Linked DNA regions of Homo sapiens: regions 2 and 3 are each linked to region 1. Evidence: chromatin loops called from intact Hi-C (ENCODE). Cell type or tissue: GM12878. All regions are shown on one strand. Links, peaks and the distances in the headings refer to the core of each region. The heading gives the core; the rest is flanking DNA.

Region 1 (10,318 bases), core at 967-8,966:
CCCATTGTGTGTCTGAGCGGCGCTCTGCCTGCAGCTATCTCCGTGTCAATGGCATCCTTTGATAGTCGCAGTGGACCGGGTCACACCCCTTTAATCTGACTTGTGGGGGAAAGAAGAGAATTATCCTTAGGCCTCAGAGAAAGAACAGAGGAAATGGGAGTTTTGCTTTTTCGGCGAGGATTTAGGTTTCATCGGAGTTCATTTATGTTTGCAGATTGCGCCCTCCGTTATGAAAACACATCCTTTCCTTCTACTCCCGGAGGAGGCCTGCTGCGGGAGGGAAGCTCTTCCTGACCTCTGCCTCCCCGAGGAGGCTGCCACGGCGCGTGGCCCTAGATTCTGACAGAGGTACTGGGCTTGGGTTTGAGCAAAAGCAAAGACAGTTCCAGTGATGTGTCCTGTTAGCCCTTCGATTTTAGCATTTTCGGTTGATTGGCCTGAAAACAGGTGCTGCTCAGGCAGCTCGTGATCCACTTGGCCCTCTCCTCGTTCATCCTGGGGCTGCCAAAGCAATGGGTAGAGAATCAAGGCCTGGCCTAGAGTCCAGGCTCTCCCTAGTCATAAGTGTGGGATGTTGCCTCCCCCATGGAGCCAGGGTTTTTGCAAAGTGGGAAGGACAGTAGCTACCTAAAACGGCACTCAGCGCTGTTAGGGACCTGACGTGACATTATTTATTCGAGAACACCCTTAAAACTGTCAAGAATTGAGTAAGACAAAGCACCACCATGTTTCTCCCTGGCAGTACGAGCTGCTTCAGAGAGCAGGTGTGGGCAGAGAGAGGAAGTGAGCCTTATCAGCCTGATCTTTCAGTCAGGTTTTTACATTTTTTTAAAAAGAAGTTTGGAAATTTACCAAGGGAGGAGGAGATTGAAGAAGAATTTTACAATTATTTGGAGAATTCAGTGAACCGTTCTGTTTCTGTCCACCTCTTTTTGAAATTACTGAGAAGTAACGTTTTCATTAGTAATCGCATTACATGTGCTGGTACAAAGACTGAGTTGTGGGCCGGGCGTGGTGGCTCATGCCTGTAATCCCAGCCCCTTCGGAAGGCCAAGGCGGGTGGATCACCTGATGTCAGGAGTTCGAGAGCAGCCTGGCCAACATGGTGAAACTCTGTCTCTACTAAAAATACAATAATAAATAAATAAATAAATAAATAAATATTAGCCAGGTGTGGTGCATGCGCCTATAGTTCCAGCTACTTGGGAGGCTGAGGCAGGAGAATCGCTTGAACTCGGGAGGTGGAGATTGCAGTGAGCCGAGATTGCACCATTGCACTCCAGCCTGGGTGACAAGAGTGAAACTCCATCTAAAAAAAAAAAAAAAAAAAGACCGAGTTGGGATGGGCACTTTTTTGGCGCCAGAGTGGGCCACAGACTGAGATTCTGTGGTTGAGGTGTTTATCAGGGCTTCCAGCGTGGGCTCTGGGAACTTCATTTGTTTGGCCACAGCAAATAGAAATGGAGCCCAGGAGTGGGAATGCTAGCTGGTATTGTAAAATCTGTTTTGTGATCATTTGGGAATGCCATTCCCTGGAACTGGAGTATGAAACTGGAAATTTGCTCTAAGAATTCTGGAGAACTATCCTATCATGTTTTAAAACGGACAATAAAGCCTGTACTGTTCTTACTTTCTGCCTTTGTCAGCAAGTAGGAGTACACAAAAATGAAGTAAAGATGTTACAATATTCACTGGAATATTTATCAATCATTTAAGTATTATACCACTGCTTTTTTCATAATCCTGAAATGATGGAAATGTGATTTTACTGTGAACTATTAGTCAGTGATATTCATGTCCAAAATTATGCCTGGGACCAAATTGCCCTTGGCATCGGGGGTCTCTTTGGGGTCTGACATGTAGATCCTGTATAGATTCTGTGTTCCTGGTTTTACTGTTTCTGAGTGGGTCTCATCCACTGGCCACTGCCTGGCCTCTACCACTTGCGCCCTCAACCAAATGCAGCATTGAGAGACGGTCCCCTGACCACTGAGCCTCAACTGCCATGCTGAGGTTTTACAGCTGGGGGGCTGGGTTGTGTCTGCCCCAGGGCCAAGGAGGAGCAAATTTGGACAAATTAAAAACCAATGCCAAGATAACCAACTCATAAAAGGCTCGTGAGCATATCTGCTTAGACTGGCTTTGCAGGAAAGATAAATAAATAGCAGACTACCTGCCCCCCACTTTCCATCCCATACTCTCAGGCGGATATGCCTCCTCTTTCTGCACTCGGTATGTGTAGAATCTGGTTATTGACATTTATTTATGTTTATGCCTAGAGGAGTGTTTTTGCGGAAGCAGGGTAGGTAGAAGAAGGGAGGATTATTCGGGGTAATTTTATGTGATTGCTAACAAACATCTTTTTCCTCTTCATAGTTCCCATGGTGATTTTTTTCATTCGGTGTAGCATTGATCTTGTGGGCTTTAATTAGACCCTAATAGTCCCCAAGAGCAGAGAGTGTTGCAGTTCGTTAGTATCTGTTTTTATTTAATGTTTGTGGATGGGCGGACAACATGAAATGGTAGAAAATCTATTCTGTTGGTATCTGTTACATTGCTTGATATAATCACAGGAATATAAGAGTAGCATGAAAGGAAAAAATTAATAATAAATAATTTTGCTTTTTTCCCTCTTGAAAATGTCAATTCAAAAAATTCTTTTGGGATTATCTAGTTAAAATGTTGGTTTTAAAGAAATCGCAAAAGAGGATAGACCACAGGAGTTCTCAGTGTCGGGGGCTTGGCCTGGGGCAGGTGGGGGCTGTGGGGCTCCTGCAAGGGATCAAGGACCTGGCATGGTCTGCAAACAATGAGTGGCGCATCTTGTGTAGATGTGAGTGCTAGTGCCTTCTCCAAGTGCATATAGATCCTGTTGTGACTAATCAAACATAAACTCAATTAAAAGCATCACTCAATTTACGATATAACTATGTATTTCCTCAATAACCAAAAGATGTAAAATACAGGTACTAGCAAATGTGGGTGGATTTTTTTTTTTTTTTTTTTTTTGAGACGGAGTTTCGCTCTTGTTGCCCATGCTGGAGTGCAGTGGCATTATCTCGGCTCACTGCAAACTCCATCTCCCAGGTTCAAGCTATTCTCCTGCCTCAGCCTCCCAAGTAGATTACAGGCATGCACCACCATGCCTGGGTAATTTTGTATTTTTATTTTTAGTAGAGACAGGGTTTCTCCATGTTGGTCAGGCTGGTCTCAAGATAGTTTCTATACATATATCCATGCAATGGCCAGGAACCACCGTTCTTAACTGTTTACCAGAGTAGTGTTGATCTGTATTACATCGTAGATAAATGCAGAATAAAGGTATTTCTCCAGCAGTGTTGATGAAAGAACATTCTGGAAAACAAATTGTTGACGTTCATCATAATGTAGAAGGTGTAGCTCCTGCTGTTCTGCCTAGATGACAGAGCTCCAAGTGACCATTTGATGATGGCAGCAAGACTTAGAAACAAAATAAGAGATCCCCTTCTTCACCAGCTGTTAATGTTTTCCATAGGGTGAGGAGGGAGGCAAACGTCTTGTTTCTGTGGTGGTGGCTGGAAGTTTGGAGACTTTGTTGGAGGGACAGTATGAGTCACAGAAGAACAAGACACCTTGTATTGTGTGACAGTGGAGTGTGAACAAGCTTTGCACACGTGTGGGCGGCCCTCGCTGGTGAATGCTGCCTGTAAACTGATAAGGGAAGAGTTGGGGTTTCCAGGGAGCTTGGAGCAGAGGTAGCTAGAGAGAGCCTCAGGGTGGGAGCCTCTAGAATGGGTAAGCTCAGTGAGCCTGGCAGGTGGTGGGGTGGCCTGTGCGCCCCAAGTGGGGTGCAGGGGTAGATGGGGGGACAGCTAATGAGCAAGGTGTCCACTTCATTCCTCTGGGTTGATCAGTCAACATCAAACTGTGATGTCCTTTAAAAAGTCATCTGGCCAGGCATGGTGGCTCACACCTGTAATCCCAGCACTGTAGGATGCCAAGACAGGAGGATCACTTGAGGCCAGGAGTTTGAGACCAGCCTGGGCAACATAGCAAAAGCTCTGTCCCTGCTAAAAATTGAAAAATTAGGCCGGGCGTGGTGTCTCATGCCTGTAATCCCAGCACTTTGGGAGGCTGAGGTAGGAGGATCACTTGAGGTCAGGAGTTCGAGACCAACCTGGCCAACATAGTGAAACCCTGTCTCTACTAAAAATACAAAAAAAAAAAAAAAAAAATAGCCAGGTCTAGCTACTTGGGGGGCTGAGGCAGGAGAATCGCCTGAACCCGGGAGGCAGAAGTTGCAGTGAGCCGAGATTGCGCCACTGCACTCCAGCCTGGGCAACAGAGTGAGACTCCATCTTAAAACAAAAACAAAAACAAAAAACAAAACAAAACAAAATGTAAAAAATTAGCCAAGCATGGCGGTGTGCACCTGTACTCCCAGCTACTTGGGAGGCTGAGGTGGGAGGATTGCTTGAGCCCATGAAGTTGAGACTGCAGTGAGCTATGATCACACCACTGCACTCCAGCCTGGGCAACAGAGCCAGACTCACTCTCTCTCTGGAAAAAAAAAAAAAAAAAAAAAAAAAAAAAAGAGTCATTCCTATGTTGTGCATATCTTTCTGTGTCTGCTTCTCCAAAGAGTGCTGTTGATACCCACATAGGTATTCTTGAATTCCTATGACAAGGAGTTCTGAAGAAGCTCGCTGCCTGAGTAATAAAACAATAGACTCTCCATGTAGGAAAGGAATCATTTAGATGACCTCAAATCCAATTTCCCATATGCCATGCAGGAATTCTTCTGTAGGAAAGCTTCTCAGAAGTCTGGAATGTGTGTCATTTTAATCAAGAGTTGCAGTTCTTAGTTGTACCCTTAAGTTATATGGAGGCAGAAATAATGTGACTAACACTGGGCCCCGTGTGGAAACATCCCCCGTTTGCTTATGGCTGGGGATGGGTTAGAGACAGCAGGCGAGGAGGGTTTCCCTGAAGATGCAGGGGTGCAGGCCGATGTGGGCCTTCTTACACGGTCCTAGGCCCAGTTGTGTTTCTCCCTGCTAGCACGGGTTGGCAACAGGAGACACCCAGATCATCCCTTTATCTATTTTTTCCTGTATAGGACAATGCATAAAGCATGCATGTGCTCGAGAAGGCTTCCTTTTCCTGACTGGCAGCCACAGCAATTGGCATAGCAAGCAGCAAAGTAAGGCCTGGTTAAAATGCACATGCAATTCATAGCGGGGCCTCTGATGTCATTGCTGTGGACTTTTGTTTTTAGAACCTGAAAAACACACGTCCTCCAGGGGCCTGGGAAATTCCCAGGTGGCCACCACCGTAAACAGTATCTCATTGAGTTTGACTAAACTGTGGCAGGAGTTCACGCTTCTAACCACCACTGATACAAGGTGAGAAGGGGTCGGCATGGGGAAAGATGCCTTTGAAAGGCCATCTGTGGGCAAAGTCTCGTGCCCCTCTGTGAATGCATTTGATGTAAATTTTTGTTCCTCTTGGTTGAATAAATATTGTTACTAAAAATAGCTTTAAAAGGACATCAGGATACAGCTGGAGCAAGACAAAGGAAGCAGGGCAGATTGCTGTGGGTTTTGGAACTTTGCTTTCCTGAACGCATTGTACGTGTACAGTCCGTTACGGCCCAGCCCCATCACTCATGTCATTCCCAGAGGCAAAGGCATTTGGATTAGTGAAATGCAGCCTCCCTAGTCCTGCCCCTGAGTTCCTAGTTATCTCTGTAACAGCAGCTACACCTTGGGTTAGGGTCTTGAAGTTAGCAGCCTCCGCCCCACCCTGATAGACAGACATATTCTCCTTCTAGATAGGAAATAAAAAGCAGAGGATGCCTGTTGGAGAACAGAGCTGGGCAGCAGAGGGTGGGCAGGTGGCAATGTGGTGATACCCTCTCCACCCTGTGGGGGACGCCAGTTCCTGCACTTCCCATCCAGCCGCTGGGTGCACTGCCACAGTCACGGCTTGCAGAATGAAGGATTTATTAGTCATGGAAACTGGCCTCGGAGCACCGTGCCCCCACTAGAGGCACAGCGGTTCTGGGTCTTGAGATCCTCATACACTAAAGGTCTGCCACAAATTTAGGATCATCTTCATGCTTTGTAAAAAAATTTTTTAAACCCCTGTTGGGTCAGATCCTGGTCTATCATGCGACGGTGGCACCAGAGGGGGCTCTGCAGGGGGCATCAGACAACCTCATTTCCCTTAATACAACTCACTATAGATCTGTGAGTTCACATAGTTTCTGAGCTTATTTATAGTTTCAGCCTCTTCAGTGTCCTCTGTGTTGTCATGAATTTTCCACCATCGTGTAAAGTTAGCTCTTTTTCTTACTTACCCTGAATCTGCCTCCTTCAGTTCAAAGTGGTCTCCTTAGCTCTGGGGTTTCAGAGTTGACGGACATGCCTGTTCACCCTTTCTATTCTTTTCCAGTATATTTTCTAGTGAGATTCACTGTAGGTTTCCACAAGATGAACACTAACTGGAGCGATGAGTGCCTTGTGGATCCTTCAAGGATTTCAACAGCAAAGTTACCTCGAGCCATAAGCCTGCATTATGTTCTGACTTATAAGAAAAGCGATTTTTCTTTCTCTTTGTTGTCATGGGGCTGTCTTCCACCACATTAGGCAAAAAAAGTAGTGCAGTGCCTTGTTTTCAGAGCTTCTGCTGACAAATGAAGATTCCGAGGACTTTTGGGTTAGGCAAAGAAATGTGGTATTCTCTGGCTTCAGAGGATCTCTTTGAGAACCTCTTTGGAGGAGAATGCCTATCCCTGCTTTGCATTATAACTCTTAGAAACAAAAATTATTGTGTTTATAAATCTTCCCTTAGCTGTCTGCTCCTTAAATCGGCTCCTCACAAAGTGGGAAAAGAATCCAGGGTTCTCTGTTTGAAGTGCCCAGCCCAGTGCCCCCCAGCCCTGGAGGGCCTGGCGGGGGCCTCTTCCTGCCCTTCACTGCCTTTTTTCATGGCTGTCTCTGCAGACTCAGCTGAAGTTACCCATTAAGGGGGCTGGATGTTGTGTCGAACAGTACAGTGGTGGTTAATGCTGTTTAATTGTTTAACTGTGACCCTCACAGAATTACCAAGAATAAAATACTGCTGTTTCATTACCAATAAAATTTCCTAAAAGTGCATAAAGATAATTGTAGCTAGGAGTCAGTCTCTTTTCCAGAAAGATTCTTATGTCGGCTGAGTTCAAGTAGGTAGGTGCATGTTATATAGAAAGTTTATTACACGAGTTGTTGGCTATTCAGACATGCACGTGAGGCAGCTGGAAATGAGATCCTTCCATGGGAAATGCTTAGTTTGGAAAATGAAGACCTGAGAACATAAGAAAATAGAAATGTCACAGCCTGTTGTTTCTGTTGTCTCTTCGGTGTTTGGAACATGGCATAGAACAATTGAAATTGGTTTTTCAATAGAAACAATTGAATAGTCCAGATTCATTATTTTTTCCCCTCTTGCTATAAATGAAGATTTATGCAAAATAATCACATTCTCTTTTCCTGCCTATTCTAATGAGCTATTATTATTATTTTAAGACCTCCAGAGGTCTTAAAAGCACCCCAAAATGTGTAGCCCTGCCCCTATACATTTGTATATCCATAGCAGTGCTGTGCTCTCTATCACCCCCAACTCTTCACCAGAGGGGTTGACAGTGACTGAGCCTACAGGAAGAATCATCAGAAAGGAATGTAAGACAGCAGCTCCATCCAGTATTCCCACCTGAAGAAGGTCTTGCCAGGTTAAGATGGCTATTGTGGATAATATACTCTTAGATATAAAATAATTCTCAAGCTAAGCAGATGGTGCTGGCACTTCGTCCCAATGTCTCCCCGCTTTACCTTTCATTAGTCAGATCTGAAAATTAACACCAGCCGGCACAGTGGTTCACATCTGTAATCCCAGCACTTTGGGTGGCTGAGGCAGGCGGATGACCTGAGGTCAGGAGTTCGAGACCAGCCTGGCCAATGTGGTGAAACCCCATCTCTACAAAAAATACAAAAATTAGCCAGGCATTGTGGCTCATGCCTGCAGTCCCAGCTACTCAGGAGGCTGAGGCATGAGAATCACTTGAGTCCAGGAGGTGGAGGTTGCAGTGAGCTGAGATTGCATCACGGCACTCCAGCCTGGGTGACAGAGCAAGATTCTGTCTCAAAAAATAAAATAAAATAAAATAAATTAACACTAATGATGAAACTTTTAAAAGTTGTAGTAAGCAAAGGTAAAAACATAAGCTGTAATAGAAGTTCAGTCCATGTTTAAGTATTTAATCGTGACAACTACATGTATATGTTGAAAATCCTTCTTTAACCTTAGAGTTCTGAAGTTTCTAGAGGTTGGATGGAATTGCTTCCTGCTCTTGAGAAGACTACAACCTGAAATATTCCGTTTGCATGTATATTTTAATACACATACTTTGATAACCTTGTTCTTAAATATATATGCTGAATAGTATCTTTCATCTTAGGACTTTGAAATAATTCATTTATTTGCCTTTTCTCCTCTGACTAAAAAGAGTTATAGTTCATAGTTTCCTCATTCATTCAGACCAGGACTTATTAAATTAGATAATTCCTGATTAGATATTCTATTTCTTAGCTGTGTACATAGTAGGTATTCAGTAAATATTATTGACTTATTTAATGGTTACTTGTGCTCTTCAAATTACACCTGTATATTATGAAGTAGATTTTAGGGTGAATGTATGGGAAGCTATCATTGGTCCAGATTAACTGCTTTTCCCTCTTGTAAATGAATCTATGAAAATTAATCACTTTCTCTTTTCCTGCCTATTCTAATGATCTATTATTGTCTTTAAGCCACCCCAAAACTTAGTGACCCGAAGCAAATTTTGTTCTACTATCTCCTGGTTCTGTGGGTTGACTTGGTTCAGCTGGGCGTTGTCTGGTTAGGCCATTTCATGCAGCTTCTGCCTGATCCTGGCTGCCAGGGCCGTCCGCCCTTGGCTGCCTCCCTCACAAATCTCTCTCGTACGTAGCTGTGACCAGAGCAGCTCAGGGCGGGCCAGCTGTGGCTTCGTCGCAGCAGGGTGGTCTTGGGTAACCAGCCTCTAGGGCCAGTGTTCCAAGAAACCAAGACCAAAGCTGAGCCAGCCTTGAAAGACCCAGGCTTGTGCTTCTGTCACATGCAAGTTCTGGGAGCAGCAAAGAATTTGCAGCCATCTAACCTACCCTGTGACATTCTAAAAAGCAGCGTGTTTTTTTCTCTTTCTCCTTTTTTTTTTTTTTTTTTTTTTTACATTTTAATGGTTGTTTATTGGGTTGAACCAATGAAAAAAAAAGATTTAATTTTCTTTTTAGAAAAACACAAACATGTTCAGTTCTCCTGTTGTGCCATTACATTTTAGATTGTGTTAGTTTCAGATTATACTTAACTTGTCATAAACCAAGTAGAGTACATTTAGGTGCCTACTCTGAAACTAAAAACATCTTAATTTTGTGGTTCTGACTCACTGTTATTTATGAGAGCTTTTCTGAGAATTGTCTCCTTGAGATCAGATCCCTTGGGGGACAGAAAGTCCCTACTGAGTGTGGTAAAAATGCCCAAGCCCATTAAAACAATGGCCACCCCCATAACAATGCATTCTCCCCAGGAACCACACAAAACGGGAAATGAAATAAAATGGATGACTTAGAGTCTTCTTTCCTAGGGAGTCTGGATTGAACCATGGCATCTGGATAGTTAATGCCGTTCTATTTAGCAAGAGATGCTAAAAAAAAAAAAGAAATCTTCAAGGTCAGTCTTCTGTGTAGTGCCATGAGGCTCTCGTTAAAATGTCACGTACCAGGAGATTCTACCCCTGAGGGCAGGTTGGCCTCTGTGCCTTGGTCACTCTCCAGAGGTCTGAACTTGGTAGAGAGAGGTGGGGGCTGGGCGCGATAGCTTATGCCTGTAATCTCAGCACTTTGGGAGGCTGAGGCAGGTGGATCACCTGAGTCCAGGAGTTCAGGATCAGCCTGGCCCACACGGCGAAACCCCGTCCCTACTAAAAATACAAAAATTAGCCGGGCATGGTGGCGGGTGCCTGTAATCCCAGCTACTCGGGAGGCGGAGACACGAAAATCACTTGAACCCGGGAGGCGGAGCTTGCAGTGAGTCGAGATGGTGCCGCTGCACTCCAGCCTGGGCGACAGAGTGAGATTCTGTCTCAAAGAAAAAAAAAAGAGAGAGAGAGATATGGGAAGATAGGCATCTCGCAGGCGGGCCCCACAGCCTGAGAATTTCTTCTACCTTGGCCTGATCCTCAGCTGCCTCTCTGAGCGCACTCATGCTTCTCTAGGGAGGACTG
Region 2 (10,318 bases), core at 836-8,835, 140 kb after region 1:
AAGAGGCAGGATCCGGGAGACCTCTCCTCCAGGGGCTGGAGTTAGGATCTGTATTCTTCCCGGAGACGACGAAGGCCTCCCCTCTCTGCCTCCCAACTTCCGCCAGGACAGGCTAGGGAAACAGGCAGAGGGAACTGAGAGCTCAGAGGTCTGCAGCTGTAAGGCTGGGCCCTACCACCGGCCCAGCATGGGCCTTCTGCAAGTGACCCGGGCCCAGCCCCTGGGATTATTTGGCAAGCGCCTGTTGTCACTGCAGACTGAGAGCTGCTCCCCACACCCACAGACCCTCTTCTCTCTGTGGCTGGAGCTGCCTAGAGATGAGGTTGGCAAGGAGATGGCAGAACACCCAAGTGACAGGAAGGGAAGCAAGGAGAGGACAAAAGCTTTGCCCCAGTGGGGAAGACTCATGGCCTGCCTCTAGCGGAAGTGACCAGGGGTATTCCTGGGAGAATAAGCAATGGAAACCCTGTTACCTCGTAACTGAAAGGATAGGAGTGCACCTCAGAACAAACCTAGCTTCCCTTAGTAACACAGCATTGATTGCCAGCACTCTTCGTGAGTCTTAGAATTTGTAGTCTCAATTCTTCTTGAGAAAAATAACATTTTATAATGTACGTCCTGCTGTGCAAAGCAGTCTTCCGTTTGTCTTAAATTAACTTTACCCTAACTTTAATAATCTACAGTTTGCCACAAAGCTCATGTTTTCTCTATCAGGCCTCGTCTTGGTTTTCTTAACATAGATAAATTACTTTCAGCCTTGCCTCCCCAACAGAACAGTATGGAATGGGTTCTGCTTCTCCCATGTAGGAAGTAGCTGATGGTTAAGAGCATGGGATCTGGCACTGCATGGCCTGGGTTCAAATACCAGCTGCGTGACAGGCAAGGTACTGAAACGCTGTGTGCCTCAGTTTCGTCATCTCTGCGGTGGGGTTGATAACTGCCTGCCGCATGGGATAGTGGAGAGAATAAATGAATGAACAGGTGGAAAGTGCCTGGCATGTAGCAGACGCTCTGTGATTGTTAGCTGCTAGTGCTCTTGTTACTCCTCCTCTCTTGATAGTTTTGATTGGCTTTCTCTGGACAATGTCTTGACCTTCCGTAGATGCAGTGGCCAAAACTACACCTAGTTCTCCATGTGGGGGCACACCAGGGTTTCTACAAGGTTTCTACAAGGGACTCTACAAATCAGCCTTTGTTTGATTACCAGTACCCTTCCTGGTGACACCAGCCCCAGTGTCCATTCCACACCTATCTTGGGGACAATTTAAGCTGAAGGAGCACAGCATCTTAAATATCTCTGGGGGAACCGTCTACCTGTAGGAGTTCTCAACACCCTTTCTTGGGTTGTAATTTTGACCTCCAGGCCTGTGATGGGACAGTGTGTGTCTTACACTTGTGCACATAAACTCTTCTGTCATTCTGCATGCCTTCTCCTGGAGGTCTAATGCCTTATTCTAGACTATATTTTGGTAGGTAGGGTGTTGTTATCTGTAAAACTAAAGGTCTTACTGGGCACTTCCTTCTCTTTATCATTTATAAAACTTTTTATTCATTTCTAAACACACCCAATTTGTCCACTCATTTATCCTCTGTTTCTTGTCTCTAGGCTAGATTTTTTTTTTTTTTTTTTTTTTTTTTTTTTTTTTTTGTGATGGAGTCTTGCTCTGTCGTCCAGGCTGGAGTGCAGTGGCATGATCTCAGCTCATTGCAACCTCCACCTCCCGGATTCAAACAATTCTCCTGCCCCAGCCTCCCGAGTAGCTGGACTACAGGCGTATGTCACCCTGCCCAGCTAATTTTTTTGTATTTTTCTTAGAGACGAGGTTTCACCATGTTGGCCAGGCTGGTCTTGAACTGGCCTCAAGTGATCCACCTGCCTCGGCCTCCTGAAGTGCTGGGATTACAGATGTGAGCCACTGCTCCCGGCCTAGGCTAGATTTTTAATCACAGTCAAAATTTTCTTCTCAATCTACTGTGACTTACTATTTTAAAATTCCTTTTGGATTATTATCAGACACTGCTCTGAAAGTTCATATAATCACATTTGTTCCCTCCCATTGCCCACAGGTGTATGTGTCCCTTAAAGAACCCTGATGAATGAGATGTAAAAGCCCCTTATCACAGCTGTGCCTTTCCCCAGTGACGGTGTACTTCTGCATGTGTGAGTGTTTCCAGTATGATCCTCTCCTGTGCACTCTACCAGCCGTGAACCTAGGAGCCACCAGGCTATAATAGGCCAGGAGCCAGGCCTCCACCTTTCTGGTAAATCAAAGTCACGGTGGCCACCCAGTATCCACAACCGAACATGGTGGTGGTCTATGTATGGGAGACCCAGAACAGGAAAGAGAAAGGGAAAGGAGAGGAAGTGGGGAAGTTTGGGGCAGGATCTAGAGGAGGAAGACTGGAACCCAGGAGCACACCGCAAGCCGCGGCCTCTGAGTGGTGCTCAGGGCCAGCTCCGTGGGGGACAGGTGAAGAAGTAGCATATGAGTGATCTAAAATAAAGCTGCCCACAGGGCTCCTCAAAACACCACCCAGTGATTGAAAACTGCATAGCTTCGGTTTTCCGGTTAATTATGGGACACTGGGGCCTTTGGTTGACTGATGAGCAGGACAGTAGTTTGGACATTCTGCATTCAGGAAAATAGAGTGGAAGGCAAATGTCTCCCACTGAGAAGTGTAATTGCAGAGTTGGCCATGATCTTATTTTTAGATGGAAAGTTTTCACTGAAAGAATTCTTTTTGCAGCAAGAGAAGTAGCACAGTGGTATGCTGAAAGCTGAGGTGGGAACTTGTGGCTTCCCTTACCTTGTAACGAGCAGGTTTGAGCTGGTCCTTCCCAAGCACAGTAAATAAATGTCACTTTGCATGGGAGAGGAGAGAGGAAAAATGCAGCTTCCCAGGCCGTTCAGAAGAGCAGTTTTCTTTGTTAAATAAGTTTGAAAGTCATAGGGGCCTTTTTAGTTGAGGACTGAGAAAGAGCTTTCTCTGGTCAAATATAGAGTTAGTTGGCAGGCCCCAGTGGTTGGGGACCTGGCTCTGAGAACACACAGGCCAGGGCTGAATCCTGGTCCTCTCATTGAGTAATACTGGAACCTGGCAAGTTGTCTGAACGCTCCCAGCTGTTACCACATCTGTAAAATGGATGTGATCCTAGTGCTACCCCCTCGGTTTCTTTTGAAGATTAACTGAGATAGTGCCCACCACAGCACCCAGCACAGACAGACCTGCGGCACACTGAGGGGCCAGTAAGCGCGTGGCTCTGGCCATTGATGGTCTCATCAGTGATGGGAATGCCACCATCGGTGCTCCCAAGTAACTGATTACAACAAGAAGCGTCTTCACAAAGTAGTAGGAATCGCCTTGTTTCTCTGTAATCTGGAAGGATTTAGATGATCTGCCGTGATCGACGTGAATGTATTTTCTGTCTCTCTCTGACTTTGTCCCTGCTGCCTGTTTCCGTCTGTCTCTTTCTCTGAATCCTTGACTGTCTCTCTGGTTCTCTGTGAGTCTTGCCATCGCGTTCCTTCTGCACACGTGGAACGCAGCATTTCGGGTTGTTTATTTATCCAGGCGGGCTTTGAGGTTACGGAATATTTTTAAACAACCAACAGCTGGGGCCAGGGAGCCACCTCTTCTCTCTCGGATCCTCATATCCCTCAAATCATTAAAGCGAGAGAAACTGAAGGAGCTGAAGAGGCAAAGCATGGGCCTGTGAGACCCTCTCGGGCTCACTATGTATGTTTTAAAGCCCCAGGTGCATGCTGCCCTCGTTTTTCTGATGGGGTAGGCCCTATGAGGGATGTCTGTCGTTTGGTGGGCCCTAGTCCAGCGTCGGAATTGCCAGCAGCTTTCGCTGGAATGCGTATTTTTAGTACAGCCTAAACCTGTAATAAAAAGGGATTTACATGTACTAGATTTTAATCACATACTGTGGACAAACTAATAAGAAAGTTTGCTAGACAGTAAGATGAAACACTGCCAGCATTTTTGCAAACCGGTTATACAAGAGTCTGCCTAACTCTGGCCAGACCCAGGCAGCTTAGTCTAGAGGTTCAGAGGTGGCCTCTGGAGGCAGCTGCAGCCTGGGTCCCAGCCCTGCTGTCCTGTGTGGGCACTGGGACTGTCTCTGCACCTGAGATGCCACATCTGGAAGGGCTGTGAAGACGAAGGAAGTAGTACATGGAGCCCTCAGGCCATGCCAGCCCCTGGGGGGCACCGAGCAGACCAGCCTCCTCCCACATCCAGGACATGGCCTGGTCCCTTGTTTTCTGTCCTGTCATTTTTGGTGTGGGTGCCACAAAGAACCTCCAGGCGCCCTCTGCAGGGACTCAGTGTCCAGTCGCTTTTATTTCTGGCAGGGCTTTCCCCTGCCTCTTTTAAATCCTTACAGGCTCTCTTTCTCATTCCCTCGCCTCTTTTTGGCTGTGCTCTTCCTCTCCCGGGCACTTGACTGCATCTTACTGCACACTCTGCCTTCTGTCCCACAGTGTCTGCCCCTTGTTGCTCTCACTGCTTCCTCTGTGTGTGAGTCTGAACTCAGACTGCAGATACCTTGTGTGTTGCATACACTCTGCTGTGCGCTGCCCTCAGGAACCCAGCCACTGCTTCACAGTTGTACATTAAGAGTTTGGACATGGCAGAGATTCGGCCCTGCAGCTGCCTTCTGGTGTGGATTAGCACTTGGGAATGCCTTTGTAACTATTTGGGTATGATGAGGGGGCTATTAGTTTCTCATAGGAAAGCAGGTCATTGGAGGGGAGTGGAGGGAGCTGAGATTCGTATCCTTGTTGGAACCAAAACAAACAGGACTTTACTGATTCTCCTGGTTTCCGCTATCTCTTCATTTCACCAACATTGAATAAGCATCTATGTGTTAAGTGCTGTGACAATAACTAAGTATGTGAAAATATGAGCCAGTCCCCAGGGATCATTATTAAGAGCAGACCAAGGAGAACTCAAGGCAGACAGTATTGTATTTATCATATTACACAGGTTAAAGAGTAATTTTATATTGGTTAAGAGTAGAATTAAATTACCAACATTTATGCACCAAATAACATTGCATCAAAATATATAAAGTAAAGGTTGTTAGAAAATGCAAAGGTAATTTGTTACATAATGCTAGTGAGAAATAATAGCATACATCTGTTTTTCATGGCTCAGGTCAACAAACTGTAAGTAGAGTATGCCAGTGTATAAGTATAATAAATGTATGTTGAACTTCGTTTTTACAAAGTGTACTTACCATGTTCAACCATTCATGGAACATTTACAAAAATTAATCATATTAAGCCCAAAACACTTTCCAGCGTTCTAAAGGCAGATATCACACTGAAAATGTCATCTGATGAAACAATAAAACTAGAAATGAATCACAAAGATAGAAATGTACAAACATACCTAATTGTAATGCTTTTAAAAAAAACTTTAAAAAACTTTTATAAATCTTTGTAAAGAAGCTTTTTAAAGAGGCTTTTCATAAATCTTGGGTGACAGAAACTTCAAAACTGCAGTTGTAAAATATTTAGAAAATGGCAGTAAGAACAATGCAAAAGAAAACCATGCCATTCAGAATTCTACATTTTAAACATGAGAAATAGTTAATCTAAGCAGAAGAGGAATGAACCAGAAGACTGTCGGGTTGCCGGTAGAATCAACAAGGAGGCTGGAGAATGAGGCTCAGAAACCAGGAACAGTGGAGGAGGCTGGGCAGCCCCGCACGGCCAGTTGCATCTGCAGCAGGATGTTGCAGGAGGCAAGTACCACAGGTAGGACGTTTGCGGCACCACCACTGAGTTCCCTCTGCTGCAGCTCTCGACGAAACTCTGACTGTCTTCAAAGACCACAACTCCGGATTCAGACACCTGGGTGGGAGCCCTTGGCCTGTTTTGTTTCCACGCCCAAGCAGACAGCCAGGCGAAGGTGGCGACTGCCCCACACTCAGCATCTATAATGAGGATGGGAGGATGGGGCCCTGCCTCCCACCTATTTTGGGGTTCTCCCCAAACAGGAAGTTTACTTTAATGGTGGATGGCCAATGAAATAAAATACTTTAAAAAGTCTAGTACAAAAAATAAACTGAACTTAGAAGCAAATAAATGAACAAAGCATCCATCTCCAGAAGGCAGAAAAAGAGCAGCAAATAAACTTAAGGGAAACCATAAGAAAACAATGACTTAGAAAACAGCAACCAATAGGTTGCCAAATCTAATTCTTTGGAGAACAACCAACCAAGGCATTAACGTCTGGTAAGACAAAGAAATTAACAAAGTGCAAGTAACAGATTCAAATGAAACAAATATAGGTGAGATGGTTTTCTATAATTATTGAGAAATATATTATTTTGCCGTTGTGTTAACTCTATGCCAATTGATTTGAAAAATCTCAGTGAAACATGATTGTATAGGAAAATGGGCCAAGGAGTGAGTAGAAAACTGGAATTGATTACTAGCCATGAAAAACTGAAAAGTTTTATGAAGAACCATGTGAGAAAGGTGCTGGGCCCAGACAGCTTACTTCCTATGTTCTGAGTAGTGTCTGAGAGCTTCGGAAAGGTTGAATGGTTTTTCAGTTCATTTCACCAAAATAGTATAACCCTAACACCAAAACCTTACAAAAATAACATGCAGAATAAAACCCCCACCCTTATTTATAAACATTACAACAAGCCAACGTGAAGACATAGCAAACTTAATCTACCAGTATAATAAAGAATTAGTCATGACATGGAAGGATGTATTCCAGGAATGTGATTTTTTAATGTTAATAAAACTATTAGTATATCAATAGGTCAAAAGATAAAAGGTATATGTGATCATGATAATAGATAATAAAAAGGGATTTGATAAAATGCGACATTTGTTTTGTATTTTTTGTGACAGTCTTGCTCTGTCACCCAGGCTGGAGTGCAGCTCACTGCAACCTCCGCCTCCCAGATTCAAGTGATTCTCCTGCCTCAGCCTCCCGAGTAGCTGGGATTACAGGTGTGCACCACCACGCCTGGCTAATTTTTGTGTTTTTAGTAAAGATGGGGTTTCATTATGTTGGCCAGGCTGGTCTTGAACTACTGACCTCAAGTGATTGGCCCACCTTGACATCCCAAAGTGTTGGGATTACAGGCGTGAGCCACCGCACCTGGCCAAGACATTCATTTGTAGCTATAGAACTCAGTGTATCCAGATTGGAAGGTGTGGTAGGCAGAATTCTGGCCCCCATGACTGCCCCTTCCCCTCACACCCCCCGGGTTGCTCCAATGGTTATGTCACGTTGCTTGGCAAAAGGGACTTTGTAGATGTCATAAAAGGTGACTAATCAGCTGACTTGAGAGAGTTTATCCTGGATTATCCAAGGGGCCCAGTGTAATTCCAAGAGCCCTCAAGAGCAGAGCTGGAGAGATGCCGCGCAGGAGGCCTGGGTGCCGTTTCGGAGCAGGATGGAAGGCGGTGAATCCCGCCTCCAGCATGGAGCTCGGGAGAGGCCCTGACTGCAGATGGAGAGGCTGCCCTGGCCGCAGCGCACGGGGCTCCTGACCCACAAAAATCGCGAGATAATGAGTTCATGTTGTTTGAAAGTCCGTCATTTCTGGTAATTTGCTATATAAAACTATTGCTATACGATTAAAAACTAATACAGAAGAATATTTCTTTAACATTATGTTAAAAAGGAAAAAAGCTAACATTTTCTTTATAGCAAAACACTGCCATGATTTACATTAAAATTAGGAACAAATTAGGATGTCTAGTATCATTACTAATATTTTACAATATCTTTTCTAATTAATGTGGTAATGTAGGAAAATAAACACAAATATATAACTATCAAAAAAGAAGAAACAAAATCACCATATTTTGTAGCTGACAAGAGCAATAATAACAGTACCAACAAACATTAGAACTAGTTTTTTTATGTTTAGTAGGTTTATCAGTTACCTAATAAATACATTAAAATAGCATACTATGTATCAGTTAGGAATTGTAATAAAAATCAAGACATGTACTCTCCACAAATTTATTTAAATTTAATGAATTATGAGTCGGGGGGCAAGATAAAATAGCTGTGAAATGTAATTAGAAGAATATACAAACAACAAACAATAACATTTCAAACCTAGAACGATGCAAGGAAACATGCACTATTTGATATTATGAGGTCCTGTGAAGTCCAAAGATGAGTTACAGAAAGTGACTTCAGGGCCCATGCACATGCTTTCTGTGTGTATGTGCATGTGTGTAAGTGATTTCTTCATTGCCCATTTTTGTATTTTCCACATCTCCAAAGTGACCATTAAAATGCACCATTCTTGGTAGGCAGCGTCTTCATTCTGGCTGGGGAAGGCAGAGATAAAGAATGCATTCAGGGCTGGGCGCGGTGGCTCACGCCTGTAATCCCAGCACTTTGGGAGGCCGAGGCGGGCAGATCACAAGGTCAAGAGATCAAGACCATCCTGGCCAATATGGTGAAACCGCGTCTCTACTAAAAATACAAAAATTGGCTGGGCATGGTAGCACACCCCTGTAATCCCAGCTACTAGGGAGGCTTAGGCAGGAGAATTGCTTGAACCCGGGAGGCTCGAGGTTGCAGTGAGCCAAGATTGTGCCACTGCACTCCAGCCTGGGGACAGAGCGAGATTCTGTCTCAAAAAAAAAAAAAAATGCATTCAGGCTGGTCATGGTGGCTTACGCCTGTAATCCCAGCACTTTGGGAGGTCAAGGTGGGCCAGTCACTTGAGGTCAGGTGTTCGAAACCAGCCTGGCCAACATGGTGAAACCCCGTCTCTACTAAAAATCCAAAAATTAGCACCTGTAATCCCAGCTACTAGGAAGGCTGAGGCAGGAGAATCGCTTGAACCTGGGAGGCAGAGGTTGCAGTGAGCCGAGATGGCACCACTGCACTCCAGCCTGGGCAACAGAGCAAGACTCCGTTTCAAAAAAAAAAAAAAAAAAACGCATTCAGTGCCACCGGGAGCTGTGTGCAGGTTCTGGGAGAGCGCAGATTCCCCAGTTTGTCCCTATGCTGAGTTGCCAAGGCTAAATAGGAGTTACAGTGTATAGACTACCTGGGGTACTGAACGGTAGGACAGAAGCTCAGGGATGTTCAGGGCAGGCAGGGCATCCAGCCTGGCGGGGTGTGTGAAAGTGTCAGGAAGGCCGGGCTCCTGAGCATGCAGGGAGCTGCTTACTCTTCACCCGCCATGAGGATGCTTCCTCTGAGCTTTCTGGAGTGCTACGTACCCAGGCTGGGTTCTGCTGCTGCTGAGGGCACCAGCCCCTTCGTGCTAGCCTGTCAGTTTTGTCTTAGTGTCTGGAGTTTAGTCGTTTCTTTGTGGTTTAAGCAACAGGTCCTGTAACTAAACTTAAAAATCAATCAAACAATCTAATCCATGCTTTCGGGTCCAAGCCACCAGTCATGTCTGCACCCTTTGCTAGTCACTGAGCTCTCTGGAAAGTACCTGCACACCCCAGACCGTGGGGCCATCGTCCCCCTGGGTGTCTGAAGTGGATGTTGCCGTGGCTTACTGCAGGCTGGGACGTCCACAGTGCTTCATGGCAGTGCCAGGGCCCAGGGCTGGACATGGAGAGTCAGGTGAGGAATCCAGCCATCTCTGTGGAACGCTTTGTGAAGCAAGTGTTTACAATGAATCCAGAAGCACTTATGGAGTGGCTGCTATGTGCACGTAGAGGGCAAAGAAATTTCACACAGGTTCGTTCCCTGCCCTTAACGAGTTTTCCACGTAGTTATGAAAAGATAACTAACATCATAAAGAAGTACTTGACAAGGTCGTAGCACTCAGGATGGTCATTTTAGACCAATTCCCGTAAAGGGGAGAAATGAGAGAAAAGGCTGAAGAAATTAGCTGGCAGCCACACTGAGAGGCCCTTGGATGCCCATCTAGGAAAGAGGGACTTGACTCAGCTGCTGGAGCACGATGCTTGAACAGGAGATTGAGAGGGCTGGAATTCAGCCCTAGGAGGACTGATCTGGCATCCGAGTATAAAGTGAGCTGATGACAGGTAGTAGGCAGCTGTTGTCTGATGATGCCGTATTACAAGCACCCTCAAAAACCTCTGTGGCCCTTAACAAGCAGCATTTCTTTTTCTCGTGTGTCTGTGGGACATCTGGGGCAGCTCTGCGGATTAGGCAAGGCTCGGCCCCGGGCGTTGGTTCAGGTTCAGGTCTCCTCAAATGTTTTTCCAGGACCCAGGCTGAAGGGAGGGCAGCTACCTGTGGTACTTACTGGCCGCCATGGCCTAGAGCTGAGACATGCAGTATCCCTTACAACCTCTGCCTGTGGCGAAGACTCCATTGTCCAAGGAAG
Region 3 (10,318 bases), core at 1,263-9,262, 91 kb before region 1:
TGGTGCTATGATTGTAATCCCAGCACTTGGGAGGCTAAAGCAGGAGGATCGCTTGAGCCCAGGCATTTGAGACCAGTTTGGGTAACATAATGAGAACTTATGTCTACCAAAAAAAAAAAAAAAAAAACAAACAAATTAGCCAAGCATGGTGGTGCATGCCTGTAGTCCCAGCTATTCTGAAGGTAGAGGCAGGAAGATCTCGAGCCCAGGAATTCAAGGCTGCAGTGAACTGTGATCATGTCACTGCACTTCAGTCTGGGTAATAGAGTGAGACCCTGTCTCAGAAATAAATAAATAACTAAACTAAACTAAATAATAAACAAAAGGATTAAAATCTTACAGATTTTCTGACCACAAAATAATTAAGTTAGAAATGAATAGCTGTATGTAGAAATTAAATAACTTACTCTTTTTTTTCATAAAGCTATATTTTTTCCATTTAAATGACAACCTTTATTCTGAGATTATATTCTTCCTAATTTTAGGGGCTAAAATACATTTTCTTTTACATAATGTGCTGATAGCAGGTGGTTATTTGTTTTGTTTGTTTTTATGTACTTAGCCGGCAAAATTAAAAGCCAGAAACTGAGGCCCCAATTATTTTTTTTTAATACAAATCTACTGATGCTTAAAACTCAGAGCTTAGGCACCACAGATTTGGTAAAGGCCAATCTTCTTGTTGCATATTTCACAATATTGAATTCTTTCTTGGTGAGTTCCCCATACAAGTTATGAAGCAGGATAAAAGTCAGTCTTATATTAAGTCAGTGTAAATATGGCCTTAATTTCAATCACCAAAGAAATGTATTTTTGTTGTACACCATGGTTACAGCATGTTTTATTAAAACTAATTATACTAGTACCTACCAAGAGAATATCAATTTAAAAGTTATAATGCCACTTCTATGATGTCATTACTTCTATAGGACTAGCCTGTGTCACATGTGTGAGCAATATTGGTCCAATGCAGAAACAAAGAAGTCTGGGTGTCCAAGCAGGCCACTTTTCTGGGTTAGGGTTTCAGTGGTACCATAGATGGCTGCCAGTCTCAATGTACACTTTGGCCCATTTATCTTTATAAATCATACCATATAGCTTTGATATTTACATACATTTAAACTGAGAAGAAATATGCACTACAAAAAAGCACAGTTGAGTGGGTTTCATGTGTCAGAAATAACTCCATATTTCACAGTTATTTTTATGTCATTAGCTACCCTTGATAAAGAACGATTCCATATAAACGTACAAACTGGAACATAATTTTATAAAACTTTAAAGAGATCTTTGTAAATCACAGTGTGTTTGCTTATAAACAAATCAAATCAATTAATCTTCATTTCTTCAAAGTGTCAAAAACAACAGAGTAGCTGGACATTACTTTTTCTAATCAGTTTCAGAGAAAATACAGGAATAATGATCAATGGCATTTTGGAGCAGATAAAACTGCTGAGTTTTATGTTTGGGTCTTTCATTCTGTGATTTGCTATAATAGTATTCCTTCCTATTAGCTGTTCTTGACAATATTAGTTCTATATTCATTTGAAATGAGCATTTATATTAAACTCCAAAATTACCTCTGGTAGTATCCAGAATATATGTCAGAAACCCCTAAAAGCAACTTCTGTTTTCCTCTTAATTAAGATAACATTTAGTCATGTTAATAACTATTCAAACAACAACTTCAGATTTTCAAGACCAGTAGGATGCCTTGCAGTAAGCATGCATAGGCTGGTGCACCTGGCCAAGTTATAATGCAGTTATCAATAGTTAGTTCTTCTTGGTTTTTTTCAAATAGCGATCCCGTGTAGACTTTTCATAGCCATGATTATTTTAAAATAAATCCAAGACGGCAGGATTGAGATTATCAAGCCCATAAGAGCATAGATCAGGTATCCATTGGTTTGGGATTGCAGGCCTACTGTTTTAATTGCAGACTTCAAAATGTCCCCGAAGAGGGCTTATCCAAAGTTGGCTTTCGGATTTTAGCCAGTTTTATAGCTACGAAGTATGGCAGGACACTCTGCACAAAGATGCCCTTGCTCCTATACTCCCCATGGAGGCACTGAGAGAAGAAATCAACAAAAGTCTTGGTTGCAGAACAGATCGTCAACAGTGGGACGGGGAACATGCCTCTGCCAGCGGAGAGGTTCAGATTCACCCCTTTAGATCTTTCCATCAAGCCAGGTGCACCAACTGTGTCATCTTACAAACAGAGAGAATATTAATATTTATCATTTTCTTGATCATATTGTCCAAGTCAGGAATGTCCAAAAAGTATTTGGGATACTCATATGACATTCCCACGTTGTTCACTAAGACGCCGATTTCAAGACCAGCCAAGCCTGTTTTAATTTTATCATAAATATCTTCTGATGCAGTCAACAGCAATGGTTCTTGTCTCCACTTTGAAGTTTTCTTTTATTTCCCTGGAAACCTGGTCAAGTTTATCCTGTAATCTGCTGATAAGGACAACCGCCATTTCATGTTTTGCTAACTCTTCTGCATACGATTTTCCAGTTCCATCAGTACTACCTGATGTGCCCATTCCCCAAGCCCTGGGCGGACCTCCGACTCGTTCCCCACTCCCCAGACCCAGAGGGCCCTGAAGAGCGAGTAGCAGATGCGCAGAGCTAGGTAGGCCACGGTGCCTGCAGTGCCTGCGCCTACCCAGTACAGGAAGCTGGCAGCGGGGAGAGCACTCTCTATGGCTTTCCATTAGGGCTCACTACCTTCGTGAATCTAAACAACTTACTTCTAAATAAACCATGGATAAAAGCAAAAATCATGAGAAGAAATCTAAGGAGAAAATTAGAAAATACTTTAAACTCTGATAATAAAGATACAACATATGAAAATGTGTGGGATGCAGGTAAGGTGGTCCTTAGAGGAAAATTTATAGGTTTAAATACTTGTATTTGAAAACAAAAAAGTTTAAAATTAATCTAAGTTTTTATCTTAAGAATCTAGAATAAGATGAGCAAATTAAACCCAAAGAAAATAGACGGGAAGTACTTATAAAGATAAAAGGTATAAATAAAATAGAAAACACACAATAGCTTAAACTAACAAAGCAAAAGTTGTTTTTCTCAAAAAAAAATTAATGAAATGGATAAACCTCAGCAAGAGTGACTGAGAAAAATTGATCATTCGGACATTAAATAGATAATAACAAGACTATGAACAACTTAAACTAAATAGAAAAATTCCTTGAAAAACATAGCTTACCAAAACAGACCCAAGATGAAAGAGAAAATAAGAATAGCTCTGTATCTTTTAAATAAATTGAATTTTCTATCATCAACTTCTTCTCAAATAGAATTCCAGAAGCAAATGAATTGACTGGTGAACTTTACCAAACACTTAAGAAAGAAATATCAATTTTACAAAAACCATTTCAAAAACATAGATGAGGAAACAATTTCCATCCCATGTCATGAGGCAGGAGAATCCTGAAGCCAATACCTGACAAAGACATGACAATAAAAAGAAAAGAAAAAATATATCATTAACCAGTTACCTTCATGAACGTAAATGTATTTTTTTCATACAATGTTAGCAATTCAAATCCAGCAATATATGAAAAGGACAATATATGTTGATCAAATAAGGATTTTCTCAGAAATGTAAAAGTTTATTTATTTACTTTTTGAGAGGGTCTCTCTCTGTCACCAGGCTGGAGTGCAGTGGCATGATCTCTGCTCACTGCAACCTCCACCTCCTGGGTTCAAGCAATTCTCCTGTCTTAGCCTCCTGAGTAGCTGGGATTACAGGCACACGCCACCACGCTTGGCTAATTTTTGTATTTTTAGTTGAGACGGGGTTTCGCCATGTTGCCCAGGCTGGTCTCGAACACCTGAATTCAGGTGATCCACCAGCCTCGCCCTCCCAAAGTGCTGGGATTACAGGTGTGAACTACCACGCCTGGCCCTAAAGGTTTTTTTTAGCATCCAATTATTAAGCAATGTAATTTATCATATTAGTAAAATAAAGGAGAAAACTATGTCAATAAGCGCAGGAAGAACATATGACAAAATTCAACACCCCAACATATAAAAACTCTCAGCAAACAAGAAATAGAAGAAAATTTTTTCAACCTGATAAAGGGCATCTAGAGAGGTACCGAAAGGTAACATTATACTTAATGATAAAATATCTGATGCTTTCACCCTAAGACTGGGAATATGTAAGGATGTCATCATAAATTTGTTTAATATAGTTGCTGCCTTGGCATCCATTTTTAGGCCTAATGTAAGTTGTTTACAACCAAGTCATAGCCCATCACCTTTGCCCTAGTTAAAACTACCCCCCGGCCCCGCCTAGTTGTTTTTGCTATAGCCCACTTGCTTTTCATCCCACTAACTCAAAACCCCATACACCCCACAGCTGCTACCACTGTAAAACTGAATCATCAATACCAGAGTCATGGAAGCAAGTTCTCCAATCTGTATTTTCATTAAACTATCCAGTCCACAAACCTAGGAGATAGTGCCCACGGACCTTAATGAAGACATAGTCCCAGAAGTCCCTCCCCACCCCCGACCCGCCCACTGGATGAACTCCTCAAAGCCTCCAGACTCCCCACTGGCCTCCTGCAGGCACCCTTAACCTCTCTGGGACCTATGAGCAATACATTTCTTTGGTTTCATGCATCTTGGTTTTATTTCCTCATCATATCTCACCTGACTGATACACAGGAACCTAACTTTTCCCTCAGTTAGAGTTCTCCTAGAGAGGGGTTATCTTGCCCTACGGGCACTCTTGAGATGGGACTTGGCTGTAGAGGTGGGGCTCAGACACCAAACCCGACTGAGGACTAGCTAAAAGCAGGGGACAGCCAGACACATTGTCTCACGCCTGTAATCCCAGTACTTTGGGAGGCTGAGGCGAGTGGATCACCTGAGGTCCGGAGTTCGAGACCAGCCTGGCCAACATGGCGAAACCCTGTCTCTAATAAAAATACAAAAATTAGCCTGGCATGGTGGCGGGAGCCTGTAATCCCAGCTACTCTGGAGGCTGAGACAGGAGAATCACTTGAACCCGGGAGGCGGAGATTGCAGTGAGCCAAGATCGTGCCACTGCACTCCAGCCGGGGGCGATAGAGCGAGACTCTATCTCATAAATAAATAAATGCATAAAAGAGGGAGCAAAATCAGCTTTCAATCAGACATGCCTGCCAGTGTGCCATGTCACTTTACCGTTGTCATGGCAACATCTGGGCATTACTGCCCCTTTTTATGGCAATGACGCAATGACCCAAAAGTTGCAGCTCCTTCCCTAGAAATTTCTGCATAGACCACCCTTTAATCTGCATGTAATTAAAAGTGGGTATAAATATGATTGCAGACCTGCCCAGAGCTGCTGCCCTCTGCCTTTGGGGTGGCCCTGCTCTGCAGGAGCCATTGCGGAGCTGCAACACTGCTGCTTCAATAAAGCTGTTTCCTTCTACCTCTGGCAGGTCCTTGAATTCTTTCCTGGGCAAAGCCAAGAACCCAGCAGGCCATGTTCCACTTTGGGGCTTGCCTGCCCTGCATCACTCTCGAGAGACCTCAAGACGAAATTAGAAAGAAACCATAACAATAGAAACCACAACAATAGAAACCACAACAGATGTCTACTATTTTACTTTCTTCATTGTTCAACACAAAAAAAGGAAGAACTGTAAAATAAGTATTTAATGCTATTTGCTGGTCTGCTTTTTTGTGGTGGCATGGACTAGTAATTCGGAAACCTTTTTGTCTTCTAGGCTTGAGGATATGAGTAAATGTATTGAGGATCATGGGAGGAAGAAGCTACAGATGTGAAAAGTGGGAAGGATGGACTATAGATGCAGTTTTAAATTGGAATTATAGGTTATCAGCTTGAACACACGGTGTTTTAACATTGAAGAAAGTAAACATCTATACATATGTGTGTCTATGTTTTTTTAAAGATAGAAACAGAGATGAACAAACACATATATATTTTCCACTGAAAGGAACTTAGGGACCCTTGGAGAAATGACAGATTGCAGGGCTGGAAAGACAAAGTACATGATGAGGCTGGAACATTTGACTAAATCAGATAGAAGAGAGGCAACCATTCAATGAATGTCAAATTCAATAGGGGCGGCCGGACGCTATGGCTCACACCTGTAATCCCAGCACTTTGGGAGGCCTAGGTGGGTGGATCACCTGAAGTCAGGAGTTTGAGACCAATCTGGCTACCATGGTAAATCCCTGTCTCTACTAAAAATAGAAAAATTAGCTGGGCGTAGTGGTAGGTGCCTGTAGTCCCAGCTACTCAGGAGGCTGAGGCACAAGAATCGCTTGAACCCGGGAGGCAGAGGTTGCAGTGAGCCAAGATCTCCCCACTGCACTCCAGCCTGGGCGATAGAGTGAGCCTCCATCTCAAAAAAAAAAAAAAAAAAAGAAAAGAAAAAAATTACATAGGGGTTAGCTTAAGGAGCTAATTCTAGCCACCTCTAGAATAATTTGAACATCAAAATAACTATCAGTAAGAATAGATTTTAACCCATTGAATAAAATAAGTATCTGGAAGGCCATGCTGATATAAATACACCAGTTTGTATAGCATGAATGGTACATAAATGGGGAGAAGGGAAAATGCTTCCTTGCCATAAAATGCCAGGAAAGAGAGAAGGAGAGAAGAAAAGGGGGGGGGGGAGGGGAGAGGGAGGGAAGGAAGAAGGAAGGAAGGGAAAAAATTAGAAATTATTGGGTGAAAGTTTGATGAAGAACAAAATATTTACACAATCTCTGCCTTTGTAATTATTATTATTATTCTGAGATGGTGTTTTGCTCTGTCACCCAGGCTGGAGTGCAGTGGCATGATCACAGCTTACTGCAACCTCTGCATCCTGGGCTCAAGCATCCTCCCTGCTAAGCCTCCTGAGTAGCTGGGATTACAGGCACGCACCACCATGCCTGGCTAATTTTTCTATTTTTTTGTGTAGATACGAGGTTTTGCCACGTTGCCCAGGCTGGTTGGTCTCAAACTCCTGAGCTCAAGTGACCCACCCACCTCAGCCTCCTAAAATGCTAGGATTACAGGCATGAGCCACCGCGCCCAGCCACTATCTTTGTAACTGTTAATTACAATGGAAAAATGGAACTTTATATTGGAAAAACCTGGTGGAACCACCTTACCCTAACGATCAAAACGAACATCATTAATATCGGGACCACCAGCATCGTGTGCCTTTTGATATGGTACTGAGAAAGACACAGCATTACTGCATTGGTCCTCCTATCAAAAATGCATAACCTGATTTCTGTCCCCAAGGCATCCAAATGAGCTAAATAAAAAGGTGGAGAAAAGTCCTAGCTTATTAGGAAAAAAAGTATATCTGTGTCATCCCAGAAAAGATGTAAGATAAAGTATAAGTTACTATGTTACTTATGTTTTGAAATAATTTTAAACCCAGAAATGAGTCTGTATTAGAATTAAAATGTCTCTTAAGGTGAAATATTATAGAAACAACAGAAAGTTATAAAAATGAGAAGTTTTAGAAAATGTATTTGCACTCTTTATCTTACTGAATTATCTATAATCAGGAATAATCTTAATATTTTTATACACAAACTGAAAGAATCCTCAGATTTTATTAATGTAAAGTTATCCAGATGTTCGTAGGAAAACAAAGACACACACATTTTTTCCCCTGAATGTAGCAATCAGGCTATTGGCCCCCTGAAGAAATCCTTGTGAGTAAGTAGACACTCTCATAGATATCTCAATTACTTTTAGGAAGAAAACAATATTAAATAGTGAAAATTGCTAAGTGAGAAAAAGGAAAATCATAATACATTTAACACCTGCATATGAATTGACTATTCACAAGGCAGTTTCATATATATTTTTTTAATCTCACAAACAACATTTGAGGTAGGTGGTTTCAGTTGTTCGTTCCAATGAGGTTTTTATTCCACAGAAATGCCAACAAGGATGCCAAGATGAAAAAATCACTTGAGGCCAGGAGTTTGAGAACAGCCTGGTCAACATAGTGAGACCCCCATCTCTACAAAAAATAATAGTAATTAGCTGGATGTGGTGGAATGCACCTGTAGTCCCAGCTACTTGAGAGGCTGAGGTTGGAGATCGCTCAAGCCCTGGAATTTGAGGTTACAGTGAGTTATGATAATGCCACTGCACTCCAGCATGAGCAACAGAGTGAGACCATATCTCTTAAAAACACACACACAAAGGATGCCCAGTAAAGTTTGTGCTTGGATCTGGTTTCCATGTATTTGGAAAATAAATAAACGTGAAACGAATTGTTTTTTTGACTAGCTTTAGTTTAGAAATCGCAATAGACATTTCTCAAAATCCATTCTTTACAGAGAAGACCAGAAACTTTTGAAATCCAATTTAGATTCTTTCTGATTAAGCAACATTGTTAGTAGAGAGAAGCATTTCTTTGTTTTGCTCATGTCCTTTGAAGAGTAAATAACTGCTGACTGTCCAGATGTAGGTGTTAGGAAAATCAGTGCTGAGCTCTGGCCTTTGGAGCCAGACCTGCAGAACTCAGAGGCTCACCCTGTGGTGTTTTCCCTGCTGGGCCTGATCTTAGGATAGTAAAATTGTTTCTCATTGCTCAAGGAAGCTTCTCGTTTTACCATCATATTTACTGTTCTGTGGCACATTTTACAATTAATCAACAAAATTGTTTTGGTGACTTTGTATCTCTTCATAATTTCTGCTTCCTTAAAACGGAGTGCATCTTATTTTGTTTCTCAGTTTAAAAATGTCTGTATTTTGCGTCAATTTTGGCCTGGGCTGGCGGCACACTCTCTAGACTTCAGCAGCACCAGCAGCTGGAAACAGCATAGGTGTGATTCTTCAAAAGTGCTGTCATCATTGAGTGAGGAGCTGAGGTCCAGGAAGAGCAGGCCAGGCTGGAGCAGGTATCTTGTAGTTTTATCAGTGCAGCCCCAAGGTAGTGTCTTGGCCTCAGGGAGGCCACCACGGCCTGCGTTGGACAGCCGAAACCTGGTTTACGCCCTCTCCTGAATTTGATTGTGAAGAAACATCAGACAAACCCCAATCGAGAGATATTCTACAAAATAAAGGACGCCACTCTTCCAAAATGTCAAGATCAAGAAGCTCAAAGAAAGGAGGTAGGACTGTCCCATGTGAAAGGAGATATAAAAGGTTTAACAACTGAGTGTGATGGACTGGATCCTGAATTGGGAAAAATTAACCATATAGGACACTATTAAGACAACTGAAGAAACTGTAATATGGGCTGCATGTATGTGTGTGTATACGTTTGCCTATAATTATGAGTCTGGAGAAGGCTATACAACATGTTATTAACATTGATTACCCGAGGGAAGGGTGGGGATGGGAAATTAAGAGAAAAATACTACAATTTTTTTTTAAAGCACACAGGATGAAAGTAGCATGTATGATATGATTCCATTTTTGTTAAATGATATGGATATAAGTGTGTATGTATGCATAAAATGAATTATACAAAGATGGTCAACAAATCATTAACCATTGTTTTCCAAGGTGATGGGAATTTGAACTTTTACATTCTTCGTATTTGTTTTTATTTATTTATTTATTTTTGAGACGGAGTCTCGCTCTGTCGCCCAGGCTGGAGTGCAGTGGCGTGATCTTGGCTCACTGCAAGCTCAGCCTCCCAGGTTCATGCCATTCTCCTGCCTCAGCCTCCCGAGTAGCTGGGACTACAGGCGCCCGCCACCACGCCCGGCTAATTTTTTCTATTTTTTGTAGAGACGGGGTTTCACCGTGTTAGCCAGGATGGTCTCGATGTCCTGACCTTGTGATCCACCTGCCTTGGCCTCCCAAAGTGCTGGGATTACAGGGGTGAGCCACATTCTGCATATTTTTGTGTAGTATAATTTTTTTCAATGCACAAGTATTATTTTTATAAACATACTAAAAAGTAATATTTTTGTGTCACAAAAGCAAGAAAAAGTCACTCAGGGAACAACTATAAGAAAGTTTTGAGGCCGGGCGCGGTGGCTCATGCCTATAATCCCAGCACTTTGGGAGGCCGAGGCAGGCAGATCACGAGGTCAGGAGATGTAGACCATTCTGGCTAACACAGTGAAATCCCGTCTCTATTAAAAATACACAAAAAAAAAAAAATTGGCTGGGCGTGGTGGCAGTCGCCTGTAGTCCCAGCTACTCGGGAGGCTGAGGCAGGAGAATGGGGTGAATCCGGGAGGCGGAGCTTGCAGTGAGCCAAAATCCGCCACTGCACTCCATCCTGGGCGACAGAGCGAAACTCCGTCTCAAAAAAAAAAAAAAAAAGAAAGAAAGTTTTGAGGCGAGGCACGGTGGC

What was found. A loop is a pair of places that touch in the nucleus more often than their neighbours do. Peaks named below come from ENCODE experiments on the same cell type or tissue, not always from the same donor. Only the 100,000 strongest peaks of a DNase experiment are listed, where the experiment ranks them.
Region 2: it touches region 1 in a loop (6-fold over the local background); 7 of 110 quality-filtered maps call a loop at or near these places.
Region 3: a loop joins it to region 1, with 2.3 times the contacts of the local background. A loop is called at or near these places in 2 of 110 quality-filtered maps.

What each region holds. Positions count from the first base shown.
Region 1 is chr6:157,455,863-157,466,180 of GRCh38, forward strand. All of the region lies in intron 1 of ZDHHC14 (zDHHC palmitoyltransferase 14), which reads left to right. Among named protein-coding and RNA genes, the nearest start is that of MIR3692, 68 kb to the right of the region's middle. RefSeq lists enhancers at 1-130, 5,790-5,849, 8,484-8,984, 8,985-9,485. In GM12878, for the core only: a CTCF peak has its summit at 5,936; DNase peaks (open chromatin) are centred at 5,279 and 5,930; H3K4me3 peaks cover 105 bases; H3K27ac peaks cover 1,003 bases.
Region 2 is chr6:157,593,563-157,603,880 of GRCh38, forward strand. The region is part of intron 3 of ZDHHC14 (zDHHC palmitoyltransferase 14); the gene reads left to right. Among named protein-coding and RNA genes, the nearest start is that of MIR3692, 70 kb to the left of the region's middle. RefSeq lists enhancers at 1-134, 135-634. In GM12878, for the core only: a CTCF peak has its summit at 4,324 (motif pointing left); no DNase peak of the experiment used is centred there.
Region 3 is chr6:157,364,215-157,374,532 of GRCh38, forward strand. It overlaps the pseudogene HSD17B12P1 and the pseudogene LOC100420839. Among named protein-coding and RNA genes, the nearest start is that of ZDHHC14, 12 kb to the right of the region's middle. In GM12878, for the core only: no CTCF peak of the experiment used is centred there; a DNase peak (open chromatin) is centred at 5,627.